Regions from separate parts of the Mus musculus genome. Here region 2 is linked to region 1. A link is a loop called in an ENCODE intact Hi-C map of the cell type or tissue named here. Cell type or tissue: heart. All regions are shown on one strand. Each heading gives the region's core, and the rest is flanking DNA. Links, peaks and the distances in the headings are about the cores only. Region 1 overlaps 4932412D23Rik (RIKEN cDNA 4932412D23 gene). Region 2 has its middle 25 kb from the start of Gm29960.

Region 1 (10,505 bases), core at 741-8,740:
TCTTGTTCCTGCTTTTGCCTTCTTGCTCTCTCCCCTCCCCCCATCTCTCCCCATGCTCATGGCTGGCCTCTACTCCTCTGTGCTCGCTCTCTCTCTCTCTGCCTCTACTACTGTGGGACAAAAAGTGGGGTCATGCATCTGCTCAGGGCTAGGGCCACTGGGCAAGGTGGGATGCGGGAAGTCTGATGACACTTGACCCCACAGAATCTCTGGGCTGGAGTTGGACTGTGAGAAGCCATGGGATCATGCCTCGGGGTTGAGGGAGGCCCTTCTGAGGTCCCCGCAGACCCGGTGGAGTTGGGCTCTACCTCTCAGGCACCACAGACTGATGGGCACCACTGAAGAGCTGGTTCTCGGGTCCCTGGGCAGCATGGAGGCCAGGGACAACAGGTTCTCACTATTGAACATCCCAGACGCTGCTGTATGTCATGAAAGAACTGAGAACATAGTGGGAACCCTGGGAGGACTCTGGCCCTGGCACCAAAGGGAAAAGGGTAGGAGGAGAGCTCTGGAAGGTTACCAAAGGAGGGGAGAAGAGAGTCTAGCTAGCTCAGGTGGCTGGCTTTGGTTGGTGGTGGCTGTGGCTGGAACATAAGAAGGCCTCTGGTAGGAGGTTAGACACGTGGCTCCTTAGAGGGAAACCTGCTCCAGCACGGCAGATCCTGATGAGAAGAGGTAGTCCATGGTTTTAAGGCATTTATTTTAGAAAGGCAGAGAGAAGGAGAGAGTAGACAAGCAGAGGGCAGCCATGGCCATGTGGAGACAGGGGAGAAGGGAGGGGGAGAGAGGGGGAGCAAGAGAACAAGAGAGTAAGAGAGCAAGAGACAGAGGAAGGGGGCAAGCAGCTCCTTTTATAGTGGGCTGGGCTACCTTGCTGTTGCCAGGTAACTGTGGGGAGGAGCATACCTGGCTGTTGCCAGGTAACTGTGGGAATGGAGTCCAGACAGAATACCAGGAGCTTGGGACATTGCCTATGTGACTGATGGCCACACACCTCTCTGCAGGGGGCTGGGGGGGGGCTGTAGCTGTGACAGGAGCCAGGGGCCCAGGAGGCGTGGCCGAACTCCTACTGTCCCATGAAGGCAGATGTCACTGCCTACCAGGTATCAGGGGTTCTAGGCCTATGCTCAACTGGAGACCAGTTCACTGCTCACTCCACATACCCTCTTGACTCCCCTCCCCATGCTGTGAATAATCTCTATTCTATACTGTACCATCATGTGGCTGGTCCCTCAGAGGAAAAGGATGCCTCCGCATGGGCCTGCCAAGGCATCCCCTTCACCAATACTTGACTACACCTCCACCAAACATATTCCCTCTCTCTTTGTCTTTTTATAAACACATCAACTTTGTTCTAATTATATTTATCTAATCCTCTATTCTCACAGAATCCCATCTTATTTTATTCAGATATTTTCTCAAGAATATTTTAATAAAATAAGTATGAAAGGTTGCTATTTCTTCACCCTGTTATTCTTCGTAACTTCTATTCAGTGTCACGGGGTCCTTAGTTGTGCACAGCATCATAACATATCTTCCAATCTTTTTTATGTTTTAATTTTCTATACTCAGTTCTATTAGCTGTTGAAGATTTGACATTCATATAGTTTCGGGAGTTACACCCAATGTAATGTTAACAACGTCCCTTCTTGTTTTAAGAAGTGTTCTGTTTTTCTAGCTTATGCTTCATCTGTTTAAAATATGCCACAGAATTTTCTTGTCTACAATAGTTTTTAATAGCAATTGGTTTGTGTCTTTCTAACTTGCTTCTGCAAAGTTAATAACGAACATCCTCCTTTTAAATATCCTCTCTCTGTTGTGCCTTTGAACACAAGCCAATCTTCCCCCACACCCTTTATTACCAAAAAATTTCATCCACTGTGCCAGGGGACTCATCTAGAATTGACTGGCCAGTCACAAAGGACTCTGCAGAGTCTTTGCCTTAAAAACCACGTCATGGTCCACCAACACAATGTGGTAAGGCAGAGTAAAAAGAAGGCAAGAGAAAAACAGGAAATTATACTCTCACAGGAAATTGTAGTAATAAAGCTGAAAAGCCAAGGAAGTAACTGGCCCGCAAGTCATAAAATCCTAATCATGTGGCAGGGACAAATTGAAGCTCAGTCGCCTGCAGAGCTTCACATTGTTCTTCCAGTCATTACTCACTTCTAAATTCGAGCCTTTGTGACTTCAAAGTCATAGGATCATTTCACAGTTGGAGTAACTAAGGCAAAAAGAAATTAGGTAGCATACTTCAAGTTTCACCTTAAAGACTGCCTAGGACATGGGTCTCCTGACTTGGATCAGCAAAGACATTTCCCCAGTAATTGAAATTTCTTGGGATCAGTTTGCCAGGCCTTGTTTGCTTCACATTTTAATGTAATAAATTCTCCTCACAAAACCTTTCAAAAAAACAGTATGTCTTTTATTTATGGAGATTATAAGATAATTGCATCATTTCCCCCTTCCCTTTTCTCATCCAAACTCTCCCATATACCTCCTGTTGGGCTGTCTCAAATTCGTGGACATGTGGCCATTTTTGCAGATGAAGATCTAAAAATTGGAATTTTACTGTGAAAGTACCCACCTTACTCCACAAAGCAGGCTTGCATGCATGAAATAACTTTATTGTTTGAGTGTTAATATATCAGCGGCCTGAGAGGGGCAGGAAGAAGAACATGTTCTTTTTCAAGGAGAGTAGTTGCCTGGTAGTTGCCATAGAAACTGGAAACCGATGTACAGATATCCTGCTAGAAAATTTCCACATATTGAAGATGTCTTGCTGTCTGATCGATAGCTAAGAGAGTTTGATTAGCTTCATTAATTAAAGCAGAGGTACCTACAATGGAGAGAATGTGTCTTAGCTAATATGCAAATCTGTTTCTTGGGGTCTGAGAAAAATATCATGTAAGTGTTTTTAATGAAGCATAATGTACACAAGTGCACATATCATAAGCATAGAGCTTAATGAGATGCCTCATAGTGGATGCGGCTGTGCCTCTGATTCAATAGTAATAATATCAAAAATGTTAGTAACATTCTAGAAGCAATTTGTGTGCTCCCTTCTAGCCAGTGCTCTTCCAAAGAGGCTCCTAGCACTGTGTGTGTGTTACTTCACTGTTTGGAGGCTCTAGAGCAAGGGAGCATGCAGCATGCAGGTGTGTGTGTGTGTGTGTGTGTGTGTGTGTGTGTGTGTGTGTGTGGTTTGTTTTTTGTCTTAAGTCAGTTTTCTTACATTCAACATTACACCTGTGTGTAACATGACTAGGGTTTTTTTTTCCTGTACTTTTTAATTTTTATTTATTTATTTATTTATTTATTTATTTTATTTATTTATTTTGGTTTTTCAAGACAGGGTTTCTCTGTATAGCCCTGGCTGTCCTGGAGCTCACTTTGTAGACCAGGCTGGCCTCGAACTCAGAAATCCGCCTGCCTCTGCCTCCTGAGTGCTGGGATTAAAGGCGTGCGCCACCACGCCTGGCCTAATTTTTATTTTTAAAAGTATTTTTTTGTCTATAACATGTATTTTAGTGCTTGGTGCCTATAAGCAAACCGAGTATGCTTCCAAGTTTAAATGATTCTAAGATTAAGGAATGACAGCACTTATTTGAATTTCTTGACATTGGCTCACGCCTTTAATCCCAGCACTTGGGAGGCAGCGGCAGGCAGATTTCTGAGTTAATCTCATCTCATTAATCCCAGCCTGGTCTACAAAGTGAGTTCCAGGACAGCCAAGGCTACACAGAGAAACCCTGTCTCGAGAACCAAAACAAAAAACAAAAACAAAACAAAACATAAAACAAAACAAAACAAAATTTCTTGACTTGAAACCCAAGCTGAATTTATGAGTTCAGAGAGAACCAATTGTTCATAGCCATAAACTATAGTGACGCCAGCTAGAGATTGCTTATGTATTGTTGAATACCCACTATGCATGAATCTTTGAAGGTATTCTGATAGTTATGAAGGCAAGTAAAGGAGGAGGAGGAGGAGGAGGAGGAGGAGGAGGAGGGGTGGCAGTGGCTCATATTCTCAAGGAGTCTATCAGTCTTATCGGGGAAACAGAGCACTAAACTCAAATGATTATTCCAGGCAAAATTAAGAATCTACAAAACAGAAACAGCTGAGAAGATGCAGGCGCATCGATAAAGCATGACCCATCTCCCAGAAACCTATAAAAGTCCCATTGAGATAAACTTTGAGCTTCCTCTAACCTTCCAGCTTCTAAGATTTCATTAAAATTCTCTGTACAAAAGTAGGATCTTTATTCCCACTGGCTAGCCATTAGAGTTTATGGCTGTTCAGCGTATCCAGCACTTAGTCAAGAGGGGGCAGCATTCATCCTTTTTCTGAAACGAGTAGAACTCTGGCTGCCTGTCTTTCTAGGAAAAGAATACTTTAATCAGATAGAATTTCAGAGCATGCATATATTTTATGCCCCTGTTTTAATTGTTTGTTTATAGAGATGGTAACTGATGTGTACAGCTATGTTACTGAGACCAACAAATGAGTCCTGTTTAAGTAAGTGGAGCTGTGTCAGTGCCCAGAGATCCCCTTTCTCTGCCTTTGTCCCTTTCCTGGGCGTGGCAGCCTTGCTCAGACTCAGATTGCAAAAGGGCGGTGGCTGAAATGAACAAAAGAATTCAGACTTCTACTTTTCCCCAAAGAAAAGGCCAGCCAAGGGGAAGCCCCGGGAAAAAAAGGACTGTGTGTCTCCCATTGTTCTAACTATCTGATGCTTTCTTTCTTTTTCTTTCTTCTGAATGTTTGTTTACCTTAAACCTGTATTTGTAAGCATTGTTATTATAATAAAGGTAACTAAATAATCCCACTGGGGATTAGTGGCTGCCTTCTGTTTTAGGGGTGGTCTCCTTATCAACCAAGTAACCCTTAGAGCCCTTAGAGTTAAAGCAATGCATAGTGCCTGGTAGTTCTTTTCCAGCAGAAGCAGGGGCAGGGGCGTGGTAGTGAAAACTGAGAGAGGTTTAGCTGAAGCTATCAGACCACGTGTCTCTCTGACCTCCAACTGCCAGACCTCCAGATAACCAACTCCCTTTTGTTAGTGAGCCACTTTGATTTTAATGAGAGACATATAACCCCTCCCATGTTTTACGTGATTGACTTTGAGAAAATCAATGTTGATGGCCAAAAACGCCAAATTAACATCAGAGTAGATTTCCTTATACTGTATACAGCCTTAAATAGCCCTCTGAATGACATTTTGTTTTTTATTTAAGGAGTAGACCTTAGCCAAATGTCCTTGAATGATAAAAGAGAGTTGGCCCTCCCCATAATTAGCTTTTGTAAATATCAAGTCAAGGGTCAGAGCAAAGGTCATCTGATTTCTTTCTTTTGTGTAGAACAAGGGGCTTTAGTGACCATGACTGATTTTAGATCCAGCAAAGAATGAGGTCATTGCTTTTTACACAGACTGCATTGGATGAATCACAGAAACCATGGCAGTAACGTGAATACCAAATAATAACTGATAATTTGCGTACCAGTTACAAATACGCCTAATCTTAGATCTAGTAAAATGCTTTACTCTGTCAAGGAAATGAGGCTGCGGGATCAGCTCCTGAAAGGATTGCCAGTGACCTCATGCAGCTGTGATGTGAAGCTACAAAGCACTTGTCACATGCCACAGCTGAGGTCAGAAGTAGATCCTATCCAGGGACTTCACAGAGGGCGATAAAAAAAAAACCTCCGACTTTTAACTCTTTCAGCACTAGTCACGTAAACGCTACAATATATAAAATTTCAAGCTCATTTGAGAAATAAGACAAAAAATATTTTCATTTCTTTTGAAATTAAGCATCAGGGTTTGGAAACCACTTCTACTTAAACCAAACAGTGATTTCAAATGTGTTCATCAAGTGATGCTTTAGACTTTCCTTTTTAGAAAAAAAAAAAAAAAAAAGAAATAAAAAGGAAAAGACAGAACTGCTCCTCGATATGGGGGAGGAGGGATGTCATTGTAGATGAAAGGGGGAGCTTAGCCAGACTCAGAGACATCTGGGAGAATCCCGAGTGGACATGACCCTGAGCCATCGGAGTATGGGAGGGAGGAGAAGGGAGAGGAGAGAGAGGGAACCAGTTGCAGCAACCTATAGGGCAAAGATACAAAAAGTGTGGGTAACCAAAATGGCTGGATCATATAGGGGGGAGCAATCCAGCCCCCTGGGCTAGAGAGTTCAGGGTAGGGGGCAGAGATGCAAACGAGGAAGAACTTGTAGCAGGTAGGGGCTGAAGAACGCTGGGAGAACATGGATGCCACATTTGCTTTGATATGTTAAATAGGCACTTCAGCCATTTGTCCCAGAATTTGAAATTTAATATAAACCATCCTATCTTGGGATGGTAAGGTCTGAAAAATCTCTCCAGGATGTAAACACTGTGGTTGTAAAATGAGGACAATATCAGGCGAGCTGGTACAGCTGGGCAACCCTCCCTGGACAAGGTCTTGGAGGTCATTTAATCTAACTGCCTTATTTCACAATGAGGAAAACTTTGGCCTATGCATATTATAAGATATATGTGGAATTAGTTTTCTTCCTAGTTATTTACAATGTGTTTTCCTAGGTTCTCAGGAAACATAATAAACTTAGACCAGTAGATCATTGCAAGAGTGATAAGAATGGGAGATAGGGAATTTTAGGGAGTGGGACCCTGAAGGCAGTATCTCCATTCTTGTCCTCAGCCAGAAGCTAGATTTGTCCTCTTATGCTGGCTAGAGGCCAGGAATGCCAGAAGGAATCTCTGGTTTCTTGTTATCTCTCTCTTCTCCGCAATGCATCACTCCTGCCTGGAAGCTTTACTGAGTAAGGCCAAACCCCAGTATTGGCGCTAGTCCCTTCTGGTGAGTAATTTTGGAGCTGGGTCTCCGGATTTCAATAGTGGAAATAGCTACATCTACTCCCCAGTATAACCCATCTCTTAAATGATTCCTGAGCCTTAACTTTTGAGAGGGTAATGCTAGATAGCCAGATAGGAATTATTGGAGGGCACTGAGGATAGATTCCTCTCTTGTAGTTATTTTTGGACCCATCCCTCATTTCTCTCCCAATTACATTAGAAGCAGAAATTGTCCTCCACCCCAAGCACCCTGATCAAAACAAGGAGGATCACCTTGGACCCTGGGTGGAGGCGCAGTGATCTGGTGCAAACTATTGGACCTGGTATCTGCTATTGACTCCTCTTTCAAGAGTTGAGTCTACGAGACTCGAGCCCCGGGCTACCTTGCCAGCAGAGTCTTGCCCAACACCCGCAAGGGTCCACACGGGACTCCCCACGGGACCCTAAGACCGCTGGTGAGTGGATCACAGTGCCTGCCCCAATCCAATCGCGCGGAACTTGAGACTGCGGTACATAGGGAAGCAGGCTACCCGGGCCTGATCTGGGGCACAAGTCCCTTCCGCTCGACTCGTGACTCGAGCCCCGGGCTACCTTGCCAGCAGAGTCTTGCCCAACACCCGCAAGGGTCCACACGGGACTCCCCACGGGACCCTAAGACCTCTGGTGAGTGGATCACAGTGCCTGCCCCAATCCAATCGCGCGGAACTTGAGACTGCGGTACATAGGGAAGCAGGCTACCCGGGCCTGATCTGGGGCACAAGTCCCTTCCGCTCGACTCGAGACTCGAGCCCCGGGCTACCTTGACAGCAGAGTCTTGCCCAACACCCGCAAGGGCCCACACGGGACTTCCCACGGGACCCTAAGACCTCTGGTGAGTGGAACACAGCGCCTACCCCAATCCAATCGCGTGGAACTTGAGACTGCAGTACATAGGGAAGCAGGCTACCCGGGCTTGATCTGGGGCACAAACCCCTTCCACTCCACTCGAGCCCCGGCTACCTTGCCAGCTGAGTCGCCTGACACCCGCAAGGGCCCACAGAGGATTCCACACGTGATCCTAAGACCTCTAGTGAGTGGAACACAACTTCTGCCAGGAGTCTGGTTCGAACACCAGATATCTGGGTACCTGCTTTGCAAGAAGAGAGCTTGCCTGCAGAGAATACTCTGCCCACTGAAACTAAGGAGAGTGCTACCCTCCAGGTCTGCTCATAGAGGCTAACAGAGTCACCTGAAGAACAAGCTCTTAACAGTGACAACTAAAACAGCTAGCTTCAGAGATTACCAGATGGCGAAAGGCAAACGTAAGAATCCTACTAACAGAAATCAAGACCACTCACCATCATCAGAACGCAGCACTCCCACCCCACCTAGTCCTGGGCACCGCAACACAACCGAAAATCTAGACCCAGATTTAAAAACATTTCTCATGATGATGATAGAGGACATCAAGAAGGACTTTCATAAGTCACTTAAAGATTTACAGGAGAGCACTGCTAAAGAGTTACAGGCTCTTAAAGAAAAGCAGGAAAACACAGCCAAACAGGTGATGGAAATGAACAAAACCATACTAGAACTAAAAGGGGAAGTAGACACAATAAAGAAAACCCAAAGCGAGGCAACGCTGGAGATAGAAACCCTAGGAAAGAGATCTGGAACCATAGATGCGAGCATCAGCAACAGAATACAAGAAATGGAAGAGAGAATCTCAGGTGCAGAAGATTCCATAGAGAACATCGACACAACAGTCAAAGAAAATACAAAATGCAAAAGGATCCTAACTCAAAACATCCAGGTAATCCAGGACACAATGAGAAGACCAAACCTACGGATAATAGGAATTGATGAGAATGAAGATTTTCAACTTAAAGGGCCAGCTAATATCTTCAACAAAATAATAGAAGAAAACTTCCCAAACATAAAAAAAGAGATGCCCATGATCATACAAGAAGCATACAAAACTCCAAATAGACTGGACCAGAAAAGAAATTCCTCCCGACACATAATAATCAGAACAACAAATGCACTAAATAAAGATAGAATATTAAAAGCAGTAAGGGAGAAAGGTCAAGTAACATATAAAGGAAGGCCTATCAGAATTACACCAGACTTTTCACCAGAGACTATGAAAGCCAGAAGAGCCTGGACAGATATTATACAGACACTAAGAGAACACAAATGCCAGCCCAGGCTACTATACCCGGCCAAACTCTCAATTACCATAGATGGAGAAACCAAAGTATTCCACGACAAAACCAAGTTCACACAATATCTTTCCACGAATCCAGCCCTTCAAAGGATAATAACAGAAAAGAAGCAATACAAGGACGGAAATCACGCCCTAGAACAACCAAGAAAGTAATCATTCAACAAACCAAAAGGAAGACAGCCACAAGAACAGAATGCCAACTCTAACAACAAAAATAAAAGGGAGCAACAATTACTTTTCCTTAATATCTCTTAATATCAATGGACTCAATTCCCCAATAAAAAGACATAGACTAACAGACTGGCTACACAAACAGGACCCAACATTCTGCTGCTTACAGGAAACCCATCTCAGGGAAAAAGACAGACACTACCTCAGAGTGAAAGGCTGGAAAACAATTTTCCAAGCAAATGGACTGAAGAAACAAGCTGGAGTAGCCATTTTAATATCGGATAAAATCGACTTCCAACCCAAAGTTATCAAAAAAGACAAGGAGGGACACTTCATACTCATCAAAGGTAAAATCCTCCAAGAGGAACTCTCAATTCTGAATATCTACGCACCAAATGCAAGGGCAGCCACATTCATTAGAGACACTTTAGTAAAGCTCAAAGCATACATTGCACCTCACACAATAATAGTGGGAGACTTCAACACACCACTTTCTTCAAAGGACAGATCGTGGAAACAGAAACTAAACAGGGACACAGTGAAACTAACAGAAGTTATGAAACAAATGGACCTGACAGATATCTACAGAACATTTTATCCTAAAACAAAAGGATATACCTTCTTCTCAGCACCTCACGGGACCTTCTCCAAAATTGACCATATAATTGGTCACAAAACAGGCCTCAATAGATACAAAAATATTGAAATTGTCCCATGTATCCTATCAGACCACCATGGCCTAAGACTGATCTTCAATAACAACATAAATAATGGAAAGCCAACATTCACATGGAAACTGAATAACACTCTTCTCAATGATACCTTGGTCAAGGAAGGAATAAAGAAAGAAATTAAAGACTTTTTAGAGTTTAATGAAAATGAAGCCACAACGTACCCAAACCTATGGGACACAATGAAAGCATTTCTAAGAGGGAAACTCATAGCGCTGAGTGCCTCCAAGAAGAAACGGGAGACAGCACATACTAGCAGCTTGACAACACATCTAAAAGCCCTAGAAAAAAAGGAAGCAAATTCACCCAAGAGGAGTAGACGGCAGGAAATAATCAAACTCAGGGGTGAAATCAACCAAGTGGAAACAAGAAGAACTATTCAAAGAATTAACCAAACGAGGACTTGGTTCTTTGAGAAAATCAACAAGATAGATAAACCCTTAGCTAGACTCACTAAAGGGCACAGGGACAAAATCCTAATTAACAAAATCAGAAATGAAAAGGGAGACATAACAACAGATCCTGAAGAAATCCAAAACACC
Region 2 (10,505 bases), core at 1,041-9,040, 100 kb after region 1:
CACTGAAAAATGACTTCTGGTGAAGAGGTGTGCTATTTGTGGCTCTCTATAAACAACTACCAAATATCATGGCGCTTAGTTTAATTGTTAAGTGGTGGACTTAAAGAGATAATTTGAATAATGCTTATTTTTTGCTCCAGAGGAAATGTTTCCTCATATGTTAGAAAACCTTGAATGCAGGGACATATGGAAAATATGCTACATGTAGGGGCAGAGATTTGAGAACAATTGGCTGATAAGTAGAAGACTCATGGGAAGTACCCCCTCCCACCATCCTGAGACAGTGTTTCTCTACATAATTCTGGCTGTTCTGGAACTCACTTTGTAGAGCAGGCTGATCTTGAACTCAGAGATCTGCCTGTCTCCATCTCTTGAGTGCTGGGATTAAAGCTATGCAACACCATGCCTGACTTTGTTTTGTTTTGTTTGGGAGAAGTGACTCTTATGCTGAGTATGACAGGACAATTATGGGTTTCCTGGAAGGCACAGAAGGAAAGACCTATGATGAGAAAATACATAAGGATATGTAAGAAGAAGGGGAAACAGGAAAGGCTAGGCTAGAGAAGGCCAACTAAGGAGCATAAAAATGATGCTGTAGGTAAAGGGGATGCTAAAACATCCTCAGAAGGTAGCAGCCAGGCTGGGAAGATGACCTTGTTGGTAAGGTGCTTGCTTCGGACACAAGGACCTGACTTTGAATCCCCAGCATCCATGCAAAAAAAAAAATCAGGTGCAGTGGTGCATGTCTGTAAGCAAAGCACTGCAGGTAATGTGGGCAGTCAGAGGACGTCTGACCTCACTGGCCATCCAGCAAAGCTGAGTTGCTGCTTTCCAGATAAGTTAGAGACACTTTCATACAAACAAACAAACAAACAAACAAACAAACAAACAAACAGAATCGGTGTCACACAGTTGCATGGACATGTGGGCATACCCAGATGAACACAAGCATATCACATACATACACACACACACACACACACACACACACACACACACACACACACACACACTCACACACACACACACTCACCTATGCACATGCATAGGACATGTGGACATACCCAGATGAACACAAGCATATCACATACATACACACACATACACACACACACACACACACACACACACACACACACACACACACACACACACACATGCACATGCATACACACATGTAATAGCTTCCATGAGATTTATTAATTATTCCTATACTGTAAATCCACTCTTTAGACCACAATTCAGTGGTCATTTATGTGTTTACAGAGTTCTGGAATGCTCATCACAGCCCAATTTCAGAATAGTTTATTTGTCAGAGATACTGTATACGCATCAGTAGCCATCATTCACCCTGTCTCCTTGGCCCCTAGCAACTGCTGGCTCTCACGTTTCCATGTAGACTTGCCTTTTGGACCTTTTAGGTAAACAGTAACTAGGAATATGTGGTTATGTAAGACCAGCTTCTTTCAATCAGAGTATTTCTAAATTTCATTCGTGTCATAGCATGTTTTCATGCTGTGTTCCTCTTTATAGCTAAATAATATTGTATGCTGTATTTTCTTAATCTATTTTTTTTTTAGTTACTGGTCATTTAGGTTTCTCCTCCTCCTTGGTTATTATGAGAAATGCTGTTACATGTATTAGTATTCCAGTGTTATTCTCTTGAGTTTATGCTTGTTCACAGAATGGCTGTGTCACGTGGATGGTTACTATTTTGAGGAACTATTTTCCAAGGTGGCTGCATCCTTGTACATTCCCACCAGTAGCATGTGAACATTCCTGTTTCTCCCTCCACTTGACAACACTCGCTGTCCTCTGTATTTTCCATCTTGATCACTCTTGTGGATGTGCATTGTTCTTTGCTATGATTTTTGACTTGTATTTTCCTGGTAATCATTCCTCTCCAGTTGCCTAAGTGCTTGTTGGTCATTTGTTTATCATTACATGGTCAAATCTAGTGGTTAAATTAATCTTCTGCGGTTAGGCCAAAGACCTCTGACTATGTGGCTTCAGCCACATTGATGGATTTTCTTGCATTTCTGGTATCTGGAAGTCTGAGGCAAGTATTGAAAGTCTGGCTTCTCCTGCACCTCCCTCTTTTGTTTGTAGACAATCACCTTTGCTCTGTGTCCTCATGGGGCTTGTCCTCTGTGCATACATTCTGAAACTTCTTATAAAAACACTAGTTGTATTAGGCTAGGACCTCCCTTTGATCTCATTTAAACGTATTTATATCTTTTATCCGTTATTAATGATAGGCATGTTGGAGATTAAGACTTTGGTATATACATCTGGGAGCTTTATAATTAAGTCCATAATAATAAGTTATATAAAACTTGGGTTGATATAATATAATTATAGACTTGTAGGCAAACTTTATTCTGTAAAAAGTCTCCAATTAATATGTGGATTTGTAAGCAATTTCTGGTTATTTTTCCTTTAAAGAAGAAAAAAAATTTAATGTAAATAAAGTCCAAATATTATTTTCCTTTCATCATATATTCCTTAGATGTCATATTTTAGGGCTCGTTGTTTAATTAAGACCAAAGATTTACTCCTATACTGTGTTCTATGGATAATTTTGGATTTTATGTTAAATCTTTTGTTTTGTTTTGAGTTGACTTTTACATATGGATTGAGGTAGAGTTATATAGCTTTTTCCTCTGGTATGGAGAATTCCATTTATTCTAATACCACTCATCGAGGACTACTGTTTACTTAACAAATTATCTTAATGCCTGCAGAAGATCATCTGGTCATAAATATGGTTTTATTTTTGGAATATGAGTTCTATCTCACTTACTGATATTTATTTGTGACTTCATTTTAATAGTACCATCTTTATTATTATAGCATCATTGTAAGTTTTACAGTTGGGAAGTGTGTATCCTCCAATATTGTTAATATTTAAAACTGTTTGTTTTTCCAAATGAATGTTAAGGATCATTTTTGTCCCTTTCTACATAAAATCAAAATAAACTTTACTAAGTATTATGTTGAATCTATCTATCTATCTATCTATCTATCTATCTATCTATCTATCTATCTATCATCTTTCTATGCATTATCTATCACACCTATCATCTATTATTTATCTATGTATTATCTACCACAATTATCTATCATCATCTATCATATAACCATATATTATGTAGATTTTAAGTCCTTTCAATGATTTTGTACAGTTTTCACTGAATGTGCCTTATATTTTTCAAAATATTCTTACGTATTCCATTTTTGATGCTACCATATAGGATAGTTCTTAAAATTTGATTGCCAGGATGTAACATTCAAAAACATTTATTTATTGGTTCTAACAGTTCGTTGTTTTAAATGGCTTCCTTGGGGTTTTCTATATGTGAGATAATTTCACTTGATTACATAGATTTACATCTTTCTTTTCAATCTAGAGGATTATTGTTTTTTTCTTGTTTAGTTTCCCTGGCTAAAACATCTAATTCAATGCTGACCAGAAAGCATAAGACAAGTGTGCAGCCTTATTCATGAAAGTATATAGGCTTGCCTTATTTGTGAAGGTATAGAAAGTCTTTCAGCATGATGTAGAGCTGAGCATATTTCATAGATGTCCTTTCTCAGAGTGAGCATTTTTTTCTTCTATGCCAGTTCTATAAACATCATAAAAGGATGTAGAATTTTTTCATATACATATTCTCTGTTTGTTGAGATGATCATATGTTTTAAACTTTTTATTCCATTAATATGTCCTGTTGTAGCTGCATATGCATCAAAAGATGGCCTAGTCGGCCATCACTGGAAAGAGAGGCCCATTGGACACGCAAACTTTATATGCCCCAGTACAGGGGAACGCCAGGGCCATAAAAGGGGAGTGGGTGGGTAGGGGAGAGGGGGTGGGTGGCTATGGGGGAATTTTGGTATAGCATTGCAAATGTAAATGAGCGAAATACCTAATAAAAAATGGAAAAAAAATCAAAAAAAAATATGTCCTGTTGAGTGATTTTCATGTTGGAACAACCTTTAAGTTTTGTGGTATATAATCATACTTTTATATTTTGTTGGGATCGGTTTACTAGTGTTCAAAAGAATGACATTTGCATCTGGGTTTATGAGATATTGGTCTGTACTTTTGACATTCTTATTTGTTTTTAGTTCTGGAATAATATTGTTTCATAGACTTCAAATATTTTATCAGGAGAATGATGCTAAAGACTGACTTGGTCAACAGCAAGGGTGCTTTTTGTTTGTTTGTTTTTTGTTTGTTTGTTTGTTTTTGTTTTGTTTCTGCATTTCATACCAAAGAGTGATGCACAAATTAGAAGGGGACGAAACATGCAACCTGGAAAATGGGTATGTAGGTAATGGAAGGGACCAAGTTGGAAAAGATGAGGGTCAGAAGTGAGGTGTAGGAACAAACATTGAAGAAACATGTTAAATACAGCATGTTTTAAGATATTTGTGTTAAGTACTATTTGTATCTCCTATAACTTATCTCTTAATGGCATTTGCAGCATAGCTAGCTACAAAAGCCTTTGGCTTCTTTCAGTTTCATATTTGCTGGCACTGCTGCTTGCTCTACATCCTTAGCATCAGCCAAACTATTCTCTTTGCTGGTTTTACAGGTGAGACTAAATTTTAGAGAAGGGACTCTGTTTAAAAACCCAGGTGAAAAACAGAAGAAACAAGGAAAGAAAGACTACAAATGCATACATAATACTGCCTCACGATATTCCAGATAAGCACAGGATATGTTTCTGAACCCTAGTTAGTCATTGGGTAAGAAAACTTGGCTTGAATCTGTGTCCTATAACGGCCAAAACAGAAACTACTATTTTTCCTTCTCTCTGTGCCTCTGTACTATGTTCCATGTTCATATCAAAACAGACTATCTGTAAAAATCAACAAGTCTTACAAGTACTTTATAAGTCATCTGTGGTAGAAATGATTTCATGTTTATTAGGAGTTCCTCCTTAGGAAATTAAATAGCATAGAAGAACAAAGTTACTTTTCACTTCCTCAGACTATGAAGGCATGGAGGAAGTCTGCATTCTCCATGTTCAGCCTCAAACATTTAGCATCTTGGGTGAGACATTGGCTCTTCCTTTTTCTCCCGAAGAGCACAAATGAGGATTTAGTCTTCTCTAGTTTCCCCACTTTTCAACCATAGATTCAAGTGGGAATGAGGAGTTATAGGATACTCTGCAGGGCAAACAGGTCCATACACATAAAGCCTTTCAAGCCATGCTATACACAGTATCTGCTGTATTAATGTTTGCTGTGGTTATATTATCCCTTCCCAGTTACACATAACCTTCACAGCTCGCTATTGTTTGCGTCCATCTGGAGTTACTCATTTCCTGCCTGACTTCAGTCACATCTGCTGCAGGCCTTTAACATTTGTGAATTTGACATTTGTGAGCTCAAGCATTCTAAATCCACCCAAATAGTCATGACTCACTGAGATTTGAAATTTTCTTCAAGCAAAATTTGTCTCAACTTAATCTGGAAGGACCGAGCCTGCAGAACTTAGTCAGTGAGTGGATGTTTTGCCACATCCACTTTTCCTGTGCCGTTGTTGAATCTTGTTCTATGCGGTGGTGATCTGAAGGCAACCCAGACAGGGAAGACTATTGCAGTATACGTTTGGCTGTTGATTCATACCCTCGCTGCACTTCAGAATGTATGATGTGCCTTTGTATTGTGACCGAATGTCATTTCAGCTTTCACAACAACCACTCCAAAAGACAGGCCACTGCACACACACAATTCTGAATACAATTGTGAATAATTTAGATGAGAAGAAAACTGGGGAGTGTAGTTAGAATCTGATTGTCTGGGGAGGTGGGGAAATCTCGTAAAAATAATGCAAAGGCTTGGACTGAAGGAGGAACAACAGGATGTATGAGTAAGCTTTGCTGATGTAAAGGGAAGTGTGACGCTCAGAGATATGGAGTAAAGAGAAGACAAATAAATGTTCCTGGCTCAGATCTTGAGAACAGCTTTAGAGTCACTGGAGCTGTCCAGCAATGGCAAAGTTTAAGTGTGGGGGACACTGAAAATATTTAAGCAATGGCTAGAGAGTTCTTGGCCAAGAATTCATGGCCACCTGGCCTTGCTCCTGGAGCACCATCTACTTGTACAGACGAAGAACATTAGCTCTACACAAAGACTCCAAATCTCTCTCTGTCAGAGAGGAAGTGCTGTACCTAGGATTAGCTCTTCCTGTTTCCTGTATCTTTCTATGTCATTTCCGATTTTCTAAGGGGCTTTGGATGGAGGTTTCATTTGATTGGCATTTACTCTTGGCTTTATCCCAGGATATGACTTTCAGCAGTCTCCTGGAAATGGTTGACCTACCTAGTCTTTGGTTCGGTTCCTAACATCTCTGTAGTTTGGAACTGTTCACCAAGGAGAAAAAGAAAGGTACACACCATTGTAAATGTAATGACCAAATGAAGGAATATGATTTCTGTCATTTTTAGGGACCTATTCTTTTATCTTTTAAGTGAGGGACCAAATGTGAAAAGATATTGGGCTGGATTGTCTTTATGGGCAGGCTTATATCATTGTAAGATGTGTATTTGTACGTATTTGGAAAACCAGACTTTTGATAAGGGTTAGAAAGATAATATGATCACAGAAAGTACAAAGAGATGAAGGGAAACGTTGTCTCCCACCACAGACTATAAATAGAGTTCCTGGAAGCATTCTTCCCTGCCTCTACCTCTCCTGTGGCAAGACGATCAAATGTGACCATGACCTTACAGCTGCCCTTGTGAGTCTTGCTACTGCTGCTGTTGCCTTCTTCTTTGCCTTGGCAAGCTAAACTGGAAGAAGAAAGAACAGAGTTCTCAGATAGATATGACCACAGATATCACCTGTCAAGTGTCCAGTCACCCTAGTAGAAATTGTTGCTTGACCACAGCAGTATAATTATGGCATCTTTATCCTTGGTAGCTAGAAGCATCTTTAAAGAATTGGCTAAATATTTCCCTTACTTACTGGCTTCTTTGCCATGAAGTCAACAATTTTAAATTGTTTTTTTAAAAATTAGGCTAATCTCAATAGGTTATTTTGTTGTTATTTGTTGTTGTTGTTGTTAAGCATGCTTCCAAGGACTAGCAAGATATAGTTGAGGTCTCATGAGAGAAGAGGTTGCAGAATCGATGGATGGGAGAGATTTTGTTGTTGTACTAAAACAAGGAATGAGATTCTTGCATATGGAGTTCCACTAGACGTGCTGAATGGGCAGTCTTAAGACACTGAGAGACAACCAGAACTTCTGGTCCACAAAGCTTGTATTCTAACTGTCTTCACTGGGAATCTTTGTCTCTCCTCCTGCCTCTGTTTTGAGAATCTATCAACATCTACTTCTTGTTTTTCTTTCTCCTCCCGCTCTATGTAGTCACCACATGCATGCTCTTACTTTCTTTCTTTTATCTTTTGCCATTGAGTTGCATGCCTTACCCTCTGTCTCAGTCTTCTCAGAGCGTTCGCTGTCCTTCCTAGCTGTTTATTCACAGTGCTGGGATTCTTTCCCATACACCTGTGCCCACACACTTCCTGCTTAACTTGGCATCCACTGCATCATTATTGGTCCTCCTTTGCTGGTGGTGACTCAGTGTGGCTTGTTCTGAAATGCTGTGTTGGTGTCTGCTTGGACCTGTGTCATCTGAAACTGACATGTAAATAAAGCATCATCAAAAGTTGTCCCTGTGGAGAAGGAAATGCACAAAATAGTCTGGAGGAAGAGACTCATGTCACCTGATGCTAAACTCAGGCCTGATGACACTTGGCTCAATGACTCAGTGTTTATAATAAGTCCTAGAACATGTGGTCTTTTTTTTTTTTTTTACTGAAATTCGAACTTTTTATATATATTAAATGTCTCTGTTTGGGTACTTTTTATATTTTGCTTTCTGATAGCTAATGTTTGTAACACTTCTGCATGATTTTCCATGTGATCCTGACGTTTATCTTCTAGCCTGAAGCTTTCTTTGTGAGAACCATTTTCTTTTCTGTTCTATCATATCAATTGTTTCATGGTTACATTGTGTCATTTTCATGGTTTATTGTAATTAAATATTTCCATCTATCACTGCCTCTTAAGAATCAGTTAAAATCAATGTTATTTTGGTCCATACTGAGAAAGTTCTATCATAACAACAGAACTTCCCTCTCTAAATGTGTCATAGATTATAGCCATGCTGGTGCTCTCTGAAATAGTTCCTAAAATGGTGAGAATATAAACGTCTCAGGTCCTGTAATGCAAAATAATCTATATGAAGAACTGTGTGGTATGGAGTAGAAGGATTAGAAAAGCAAGAGCCCCAATACTTAGACTCCTTACAATGAGTATGTGTATTGTTATTGTCTGGGGGATTATGAGACTATTGCTGGGCCATTACCTACATATATATATGTATATATTGAGGTACATATAGTTTTTAGAGCTTGTTGCTTTGGATATTTTTATCTACCAAGCTCCTTTCTCCCATGCTGACACCTGGCTACTACTATCAGAAGTTCCAAGTAGTAGTATATGAGAAATGACAGATTCTTGTGTCTGCTGTGTAGCTATTAGGGCCATAGGAATCACTGTTACCTATGCAACTATCCCAACCAACACTAAGGCAAAATGATATAATGTGGATGTGCATTAATAACTGTTTAGATAGCATACAAAACATCAGCCAGGTAGAATGGAGTAATTGAAGTTTTACTATTTATATAAAAATACTCAAAATTTTGCACTTAGAATTTTCTGTTTTCTTTAAATGTATATATTTACATATAATTCAAATAATATTTAGCCACAACATACATGGTTTTATTTACATTCATTAATGTTAAAACATATCCAAAATTTCTCATTTCCACTTTGAAAATCTGCAGGTGTTTGGAAAATACTGTACCCCTCTTGGGAGATGAGCCGGAAGGCTTAGGCCAGTGGGAGACACTTTGAGAAAGGCTTTGACATCATGTGCTAACTGTGTGTGTCAGTGTCACACACTTCCTGTCGCCACGATATAGCTCTTAGACACAATTGGATCTGACATTATAGATCCTGACATTCAGATTCAACACTGAAAATTACATTTGTTATACTTTTGCAGAGGCGTGCATGGCAGTCACATGTACTACAGGACTGTGGTGGAGTGCTGAGACACATTGTTAGTGTACACAGCTGACCACAAAGGACATTACTTGGTGGTCACTTAAACATTTCTTCCAGTTCCAGTGCTATTGTTCATTCTACAAAGTGAGACAAACTAACGCCAACTATGGTACCCACTTGGGTATCACCAAAATCTCAGAATATGTATTTGTTTCATAATGTAGCTATTTTATGTATAGTGTAACATATACATAGTACTTAGATTATATATAATCTCTCTTGATTCACACCATTACCATTTGAGTCAGTCAAGGAAAACCTGTTCCTATAGATGAACACGGGGAAGTTCAAACTGAATGTATTACATCCTAGAGAAGGGGTGTGGTCTTTTCATTTCTCTCCCTGTACCTTTTCTCTCAATTTAAAAAATGCTGTTGTGACTGTATGTGGGTTGGATCCATAGATGGAGCAGTCTCTGGATGGCCTTTCCTTCAGTCTCTGCTTCACACTTTGTCTCTGTATCTCCTCCCATGGGTATTTTGTTCCCCCTTCTAAGAAGGACCAAACAATCCATACTTAGCTCTTCCTTCTTCTTCAGCTTCATGTGGTCTGTGAATTATATCTTGGGTATTCTGAGCTTCTGGGTTAATATCCACTTATCAGTGAGTACATACCATGTGTATTCTTTTGTGATTGAGTTACCTTACTCAGGATAATATTTTTTAGTTCCACCCACTTGCCTAAGAATTTTATGAATTTATTATTTTTAGTAGCTGAGTAGTACTCCATTGTATAAATGTACCACATTTTCTGTATCCATTCCTCTGTTGAAGGACATCTGGGTTCTTTCAAGCCTCTGGCTATTATAAATAAGGCTGTATGAACATAGTGGAGCATGCGTCCTTACTAAACCCAGACACCACTGATGATGCCAACAAGTGCTTGCTTACAGGAGCCTGATATAGCTATCTCCTGGGAGGTTCTGCCAGTGCCTGACAAATACAGAGGTGGAGGCTCTCAGCCAACCATTGGACTGAGCACAGGATACCGAGTGGAGGAGCTAAAGAAAGGATCCAAGGAGCTGAAGGGGTTTGCAGCCCCATAGGAGGAACAACAATATGAACTAACCAGTACCCCCAGAGCTCCCAGGGAGTAATCACCAACCAAAGAGTACACATGGTGGGACCCGTGGCTCCAGTTGCATATGTAGCAGAGGATGGCCTTGCTGGTCATCAATGGGAGGAGAGGCCCTTGGTCCTGTGAAAGCTTGATGCCCTAATGTAGGGAAATGCCAGGGCCAGCAAGCAGGAGTGGGCGTGTTGGTGAGCAGGGGTGGGGTAGTTGGGTGGGGGGGGTGGAGGGTGGAGATAGGGAGTTTTTGAAGAGGGAACCAGGAAAGAGGATAACATTT

What was found. Hi-C counts contacts between places; a loop is a spot of excess contacts. Peaks named below come from ENCODE experiments on the same cell type or tissue, not always from the same donor. Only the 100,000 strongest peaks of a DNase experiment are listed, where the experiment ranks them.
Region 2: a loop joins it to region 1, with 6 times the contacts of the local background. A loop is called at or near these places in 3 of 42 quality-filtered maps.

The regions. Positions count from the first base shown.
Region 1 is chr16:42,776,437-42,786,941 of GRCm38, reverse strand. The region is part of intron 1 of 4932412D23Rik (RIKEN cDNA 4932412D23 gene); the gene reads left to right. Among named protein-coding and RNA genes, the nearest start is that of 4932412D23Rik, 94 kb to the left of the region's middle. In heart, for the core only: a CTCF peak has its summit at 4,319; no DNase peak of the experiment used is centred there; H3K27ac peaks cover 3,186 bases.
Region 2 is chr16:42,672,287-42,682,791 of GRCm38, reverse strand. No RefSeq gene overlaps it. Among named protein-coding and RNA genes, the nearest start is that of Gm29960, 25 kb to the right of the region's middle. In heart, for the core only: no CTCF peak of the experiment used is centred there; no DNase peak of the experiment used is centred there; H3K27ac peaks cover 1,154 bases.